2 separate regions of the Homo sapiens genome follow, and region 2 is linked to region 1. A link is a loop called in an ENCODE intact Hi-C map of the cell type or tissue named here. Cell type or tissue: endothelial cell of umbilical vein. All regions are shown on one strand. Each heading gives the region's core, and the rest is flanking DNA. Links, peaks and the distances in the headings are about the cores only.

Region 1 (2,930 bases), core at 218-2,717:
TTTGCAGCATTTTGGATCTTAGATTTGTAGATTGGGGATGGTCAAGCTGTACCACCACCTCATCCATGAAGACACTAAGTGCCTGTCTTAGTCCATTTGGGCTGCTATAACAAAATAACCACAGACTGGATAGTTTATAAACAACAAACTTATTTCTCACAGTTCTAGAAGCTAGGAAGTCCAAGATCAAGGTGCTGGCAGATTCAGTGTCTAATAAGGGCTCATTCTTTACAGACGATGCCTTCTAGCCCTGTCCTCACATAGTGAAAGGGGCAAACAAGCTCCTGTAGGCCTCTTTCATAAGGACACTAATCCCATTCATGGGAGCTCTGCCCTCATGATCTAGTCACCTCCCAAAGGCCCCACCTCTTAATACCATCACATTGGGGATCAGGTTTCAACATATGAATTTTAGGGGGAACAAACATTCAGACAACAGATGTGCTTACAATATTTATTGAATAAATGAATTGACTTCTCATTTTTATTCCTTGAATCACTATGCATACAACACAGGCTGTGCCCCCTGATGATCCAAATCTCAAATATCTCAATATTCATTTCAAGACCTTTCTGAAGCCAATTAAATTTTCTTATTATGTATATACACAACTTTATAATCTACTAATATACTGCTTTGGAAGAGTTCTTTGTTTTATATATGTTTTAAGTTCTAGTTCATTTTTTTTTGTTTATTCATTCATCATACACATTGCATATTCTCTCTTTCTTTTTAAAAATATTTCCCTTTGGGCAATCTTGGGTCAAAAATACAAATGACGTATTAGTGATTTTTATTATGATCTTTTAGATGTTATGATTTAAACATTACTTGTATTTAAATAATGTGGGATGACATTTTTTAAAAGATACTTTCTACATATTTGTCCATGCTTTCAGTATTAACTGAGTTCCTCTATATAATGTACATAGATCCTGTGCATATTAATTGAGCTCCTACTATGTGCCAGGCACTTTTCTAGGTGCTACAGATACAGTGGTGAACAACACAAATGAAACTCCCTATCCTTATGGGGTTCACATTCTGGTATGTGTGTGGGGAGGCGCCAAAACAAACAAAAAATAAATTATATAGAATATTAGAAGGTGATAAATGCTATGTAGAATATAGAGAAGGAATAAATATGTGTAACATGGGGAAAAGTAATTGAAATGCAATTGAAATGAAAACACCACACTTGACTATTTTAAAGCAGGAAGGAAAATCACCAAGTGAGATATAATTAACATTAATGTTGGCTTCTATTAGAAAATGTAAGCTATAATTTAACTGGACTTTACAAGAGGTAGACTGCCAAAGAAATGCCAAGGAAACTTACTCTTAAATTTTAATAATTTGTGGTTACTCAAATTGAACTTGTCCCTAATGAATTCACTGTAAACATGAGCACAGTATCAGAGACAAAACCAGCACCACTAAAGCACAATTTGAGCGACCTCTGCTGGTCACAACATAAAAATTATTATTATGATTAGGCACTGTGCTTCAACGTACATTAGCTCAGGTATAAGTCACAATAATCCTGTGAGTGATATGAGTGTCTGGCTTCATATAGCTCTAACTGGTAGAACTGGGACTGATAGCCAGTCTGTCTGGATTCTAGGCAGGCACACTCTTCTCACTGTGCAATGCTGCCCCTCAACAATACTGAAACTTCTCTCTCAGAAGACTCACATTTCCATCCCATTCATTAAAAAAATATTGAATATCTACTTTATGTCACTCGCTGTCTTTAGCTTGAGGATATCGTGGTGACCAAGACAGATAAAATATCTGCCTTTATGGAGTTTATATTATTGTGGGGGAGATTAAGTGATACAATATAATTAATTTACATACATGATATAATAGAGTTTCAGACTGTGATAAATGCCATAAAGAAACATAGAGCTGGATAAAGGGACAAGGAATGATGGCACTAGTGTGCAGGGAGAAGTCACTTCTAACAGAAGGGTCAGGGGCTTTTCTGAGAAGGAGACACTTGAGCAGAAACTTCGGCTATGAAGAACTAGATAAAGAAAGTTCTGGAGAAGCATGCTGCAGGAAGAGGAGCCAGTAGATGTCAAGGCTCTGAGTCAGACACAAGCTTGCTAAGTTTGAAAAGCAAAAGAAAGCAATGGCTCCAGCTATTCCAGCCACATCTGCCTTCGGTAGTTTATAACAAATGCCAATTATTTTTCTTTCCACCTAAAAACTCTGCACCCCAGCCTGGGCAACATGGCGAAACCCTATCTTTGCAAAAAATACAACAATTAGCCTAGCATGGTGGCGCATGCCTGTAGTCCCAGCTACTTGGGAGGCTAAGGCAGGAGGATCACTTGAGCTAAAGAGGTGGAGGTCGGAATGAGCCCAGATCATGACACTGCATTCCAGCCTGGGTGACAAAGTGAGACCCTGCCTCAAAAAAAAAAAAAAAAAAAAAAAAAAAAACAACTCTGCACCTTTCCAGAACAATTTCTTACATTACCTCGTCCACACCCCCAACAGTGGCTTCAAATCCTAGTTAGTGTTCAAGATTGGTCAAGTTCTGCATCTCTTATTCTTTGAACTGCTCTGACACTCTAAACTATAATGTACAATATACAATATAGTACTTAGTTATCAACAGGCCCTTCATAGGATACTCTTTTTGCATATATTACCAATTCTGTAGTAATAACTGGGAACTCTTAAGAGTCTGTGCCCGTGAATGATAATTATTTGCATAACTTTCCATTGAAGTGTGAGGCTGTCACTAAATTATTGAGTAGAATCTTTTGAAATAGAGCTGAACGGAGAGTTTCTGAATGTCTACTTGCTACAGGGAAGTAAGACAGGGACAGAGAAGACATCATTAGGCATTCTTGAACAACTCCTTGAAAAGCCTTGAAAAGCAAACTACCTTAAAAACTCTTGTAAATTATATAAA
Region 2 (2,930 bases), core at 177-2,676, 200 kb before region 1:
CTTCCAAGAGAAGTAAAAGAAACCTACACATTTCCAATAAAAACACAGAAAGAAAAAATATAATACAGTGCACCTATTTTTTCCATCCGCTTAAAATTAATATAAAGAATCTTATCCCAGGACATAATTTACTTTGACTTGGGTCAAATTTTTTATATACAGTTTGTTCTTTTGTTTATGTCAGTTTTTCCCAAACTGACTTTTATACAACTGTTATTAACTCTTTTGTTAAGTGTGAAGAAAAAAAGTGTTTCAATGTCAAATAAACGGGTATAATTGGGGTTAGACCAAATTCAATAAGTTTCACTTTTGAAGACTTTCTCAGAGGCTATATGTGGCTCTACATTAGAAACCCCAAGAGATGCTAAAGTATACAGTGTAACAACACCCTCACTTCCTTTTCAATGTTGTATTATAGAATGCTTATTGATGTCACAGATTCTGTATTTTTTCATATTTAGGCAGATTATAGTTCAAATCCCTTGGATTTATTGTTCAAATCCATTTTTATAATTAGCTTCCTAACCTCATTTTTAAATACAATTGAATTTTGTACTTCTTTTTATTTAAATTATGAAATTTACATTCATAAAAATTCAAATCACACAGAAGTATAGTGAATAAAAAGCAAACATTTTCACCCTCCCCAGAATCACATTCTCTTCCCTCAGAAGTAACCATTGACTAGAGTTTGGTGAGTCTCTTTTTAAGTCACTTTTATGCAAAACAATCAAGTTACTATTTCATATCATCTGAGGAAAACAACAGACATCTTCAAAATTGGATTAGAAAAAAAGTTGTAAAAGATATCTTCAAATTATATTTATATATACATATGTGTATATATACACATATGTATATATAAACATATGTATATATACACATATGTATGTATACACACATGTGTGTATATGCACATACACATATGTATATACACACGTGTGTGTATATGCACATACACATATGTGTATATATACACATATGTGTATGTGTGTGTATACATACACATATGTGTGTATATACACACACACGTGTGTGTGTATATATATAATTTCCCTGGTAATTCAATGGCTACATTTCAAATAGTGTCAGATTTGGTTTTAGGTGAAACTCCTGACTTTTCATTAACATAAGTGGTTACCAAGAAAATAAGTTGAAGAATATATAATTTCTTTACATTTTCCCCTAAATTATGCTAGATAAATTAAATCTTTAACTTTAGTCTTTCTTTAAACCCTTCACTAATTTATGTCAAACTATCAAAATAAGCATAAATCAAACCACACCCTCACTCACCGAACAGACAAGACCTCAACGCCCTCTAGTGGAGTGGCCTCCATGCTCCATTGTATGGGACCAACCCCTATTCCAGTGGGTAAGCCAAAGTGAATGAGCTCTTAATGAGGATGAGATTATAACTCGTCAAGGTTAGAATGGTACTCCCTCTTTCATTCATTTAACAAATAGCTAAACTTGCTTTAAAAGAAATTAAGTTAAAATGAGCCATGACCAAGAAAACAAGAAAAAACTATGAGGGGAAATATCCACATATAAGATACCAAATAATAACTTTATCACTATAGAAAATCAGTCTCTGATCTTCCAAGTATCTGTTTGTCTTGACTTCTTACTCTTGGCCACATCGCAACTCTTTACTACTGAATTTACAGAGATTTAAATCTATTCTTTCTTTTTTTTTAAGTGCTTAGCTTATGTTTGTCTTTAATTTCACTTCTCTGGATTTATCACTTTTCCTTAAGAATTACTTCACTCATTTTCCCAAACAACCACAAAAAAAATCACCATTTAATTCACTTTTCTGCTTTTGTTTCTTTTTTCTTGGAGACAAAGTCTCACTTTGTTGCCCAGGCTGGAGCGCAGTGGCGTGATCACGGCTCACTGTAACCTCGACCACCTGGGCTCAGGCAATCCTCCCACCTCAGCCCCCTGAGTAGCTGGGACCACAGCTGTGCACCACCGTGCCCAGCTAGTTTCTTAATTTTTGCAGAGATGGGGGTCTCACTGCTCAGGCTGGTCTTGAACTCCTGGCTCCAAGCAATCCTCCCACCTTGGCCTCCCAAAGTGCTGGGATTACAGGCATGAGCCACCACACCGAGCCACTTTTCTGCTTTTCTCCCCCTGAGAATGTGAGCTATCAGCCTCTCCCATTTAAAAGATAACTCCTATTCCATGGCATAATGAGAGGTAGTAGAGGATCGTGGTTAAAAGCATAGAGTGTGGAGCCAGCAGGCCTGCTTTCAAAGCCCAGAAGAGCAATTTACTGTCCATGTGATGTTGAGCTAGTCGTTTAAATCCTATGCATCTCAGTTTTCTCAACTGTAAAATCAGAATGATGATAATAGCATCCAATAGGCATTTGGCTTAAGTAAGAAAATCCATGTAGAGGAGGTAGAACAGTGCATAAAACATAGTAAGCACTCAATAACTGTTACTTGATATTACTACTTCATCAGAGTAAATAAAAATAAGACACCAGGAATGAAAGATTTTAATCCAACCTTTCTTTTCAAAACCAAAGGCAAACTGTTCATTAGCCAAACCCCACCATTCCTTGTTTAAATGATTGCGATCACCTCCTACCTAGCCTTGTAGCCAGCAGTCTCTCCCATTCATCTACTGTCATCAGTCAGATTTATTTTCCTAAAAATAATATTAACATTTCTAGTTCAGGATATGATGAACTAACTTCCTGCTGCAAACAAGTATAAAAACTAATATATAAAACAACTGTGTGAAGAAACTGGAAATCACCCAATTCCTGCAGGGTTGGAAAGGACAGGCTACAATACTTGAGAGGAGAAGCACAGGCAGTGAACTCTACTCTCAACAGGACTTTTTCCCTGACGGCATTTCCAAATTCATAAAATAGGGGAATAGATCCAAGCTGAAATTTTAATGGATTGAAGAGA

Evidence for each region. A loop is a pair of places that touch in the nucleus more often than their neighbours do. Peaks named below come from ENCODE experiments on the same cell type or tissue, not always from the same donor. Only the 100,000 strongest peaks of a DNase experiment are listed, where the experiment ranks them.
Region 2: it touches region 1 in a loop (8-fold over the local background); 2 of 110 quality-filtered maps call a loop at or near these places.

The regions. Positions count from the first base shown.
Region 1 is chr4:122,913,047-122,915,976 of GRCh38, forward strand. All of the region lies in intron 2 of NUDT6 (nudix hydrolase 6), which reads right to left. Among named protein-coding and RNA genes, the nearest start is that of NUDT6, 8.1 kb to the right of the region's middle. In endothelial cell of umbilical vein, for the core only: a CTCF peak has its summit at 1,481 (motif pointing left); a DNase peak (open chromatin) is centred at 1,445.
Region 2 is chr4:122,715,706-122,718,635 of GRCh38, forward strand. It overlaps a transcript of BBS12 not described here. Among named protein-coding and RNA genes, the nearest start is that of BBS12, 16 kb to the right of the region's middle. In endothelial cell of umbilical vein, for the core only: a CTCF peak has its summit at 1,317 (motif pointing left); a DNase peak (open chromatin) is centred at 1,326.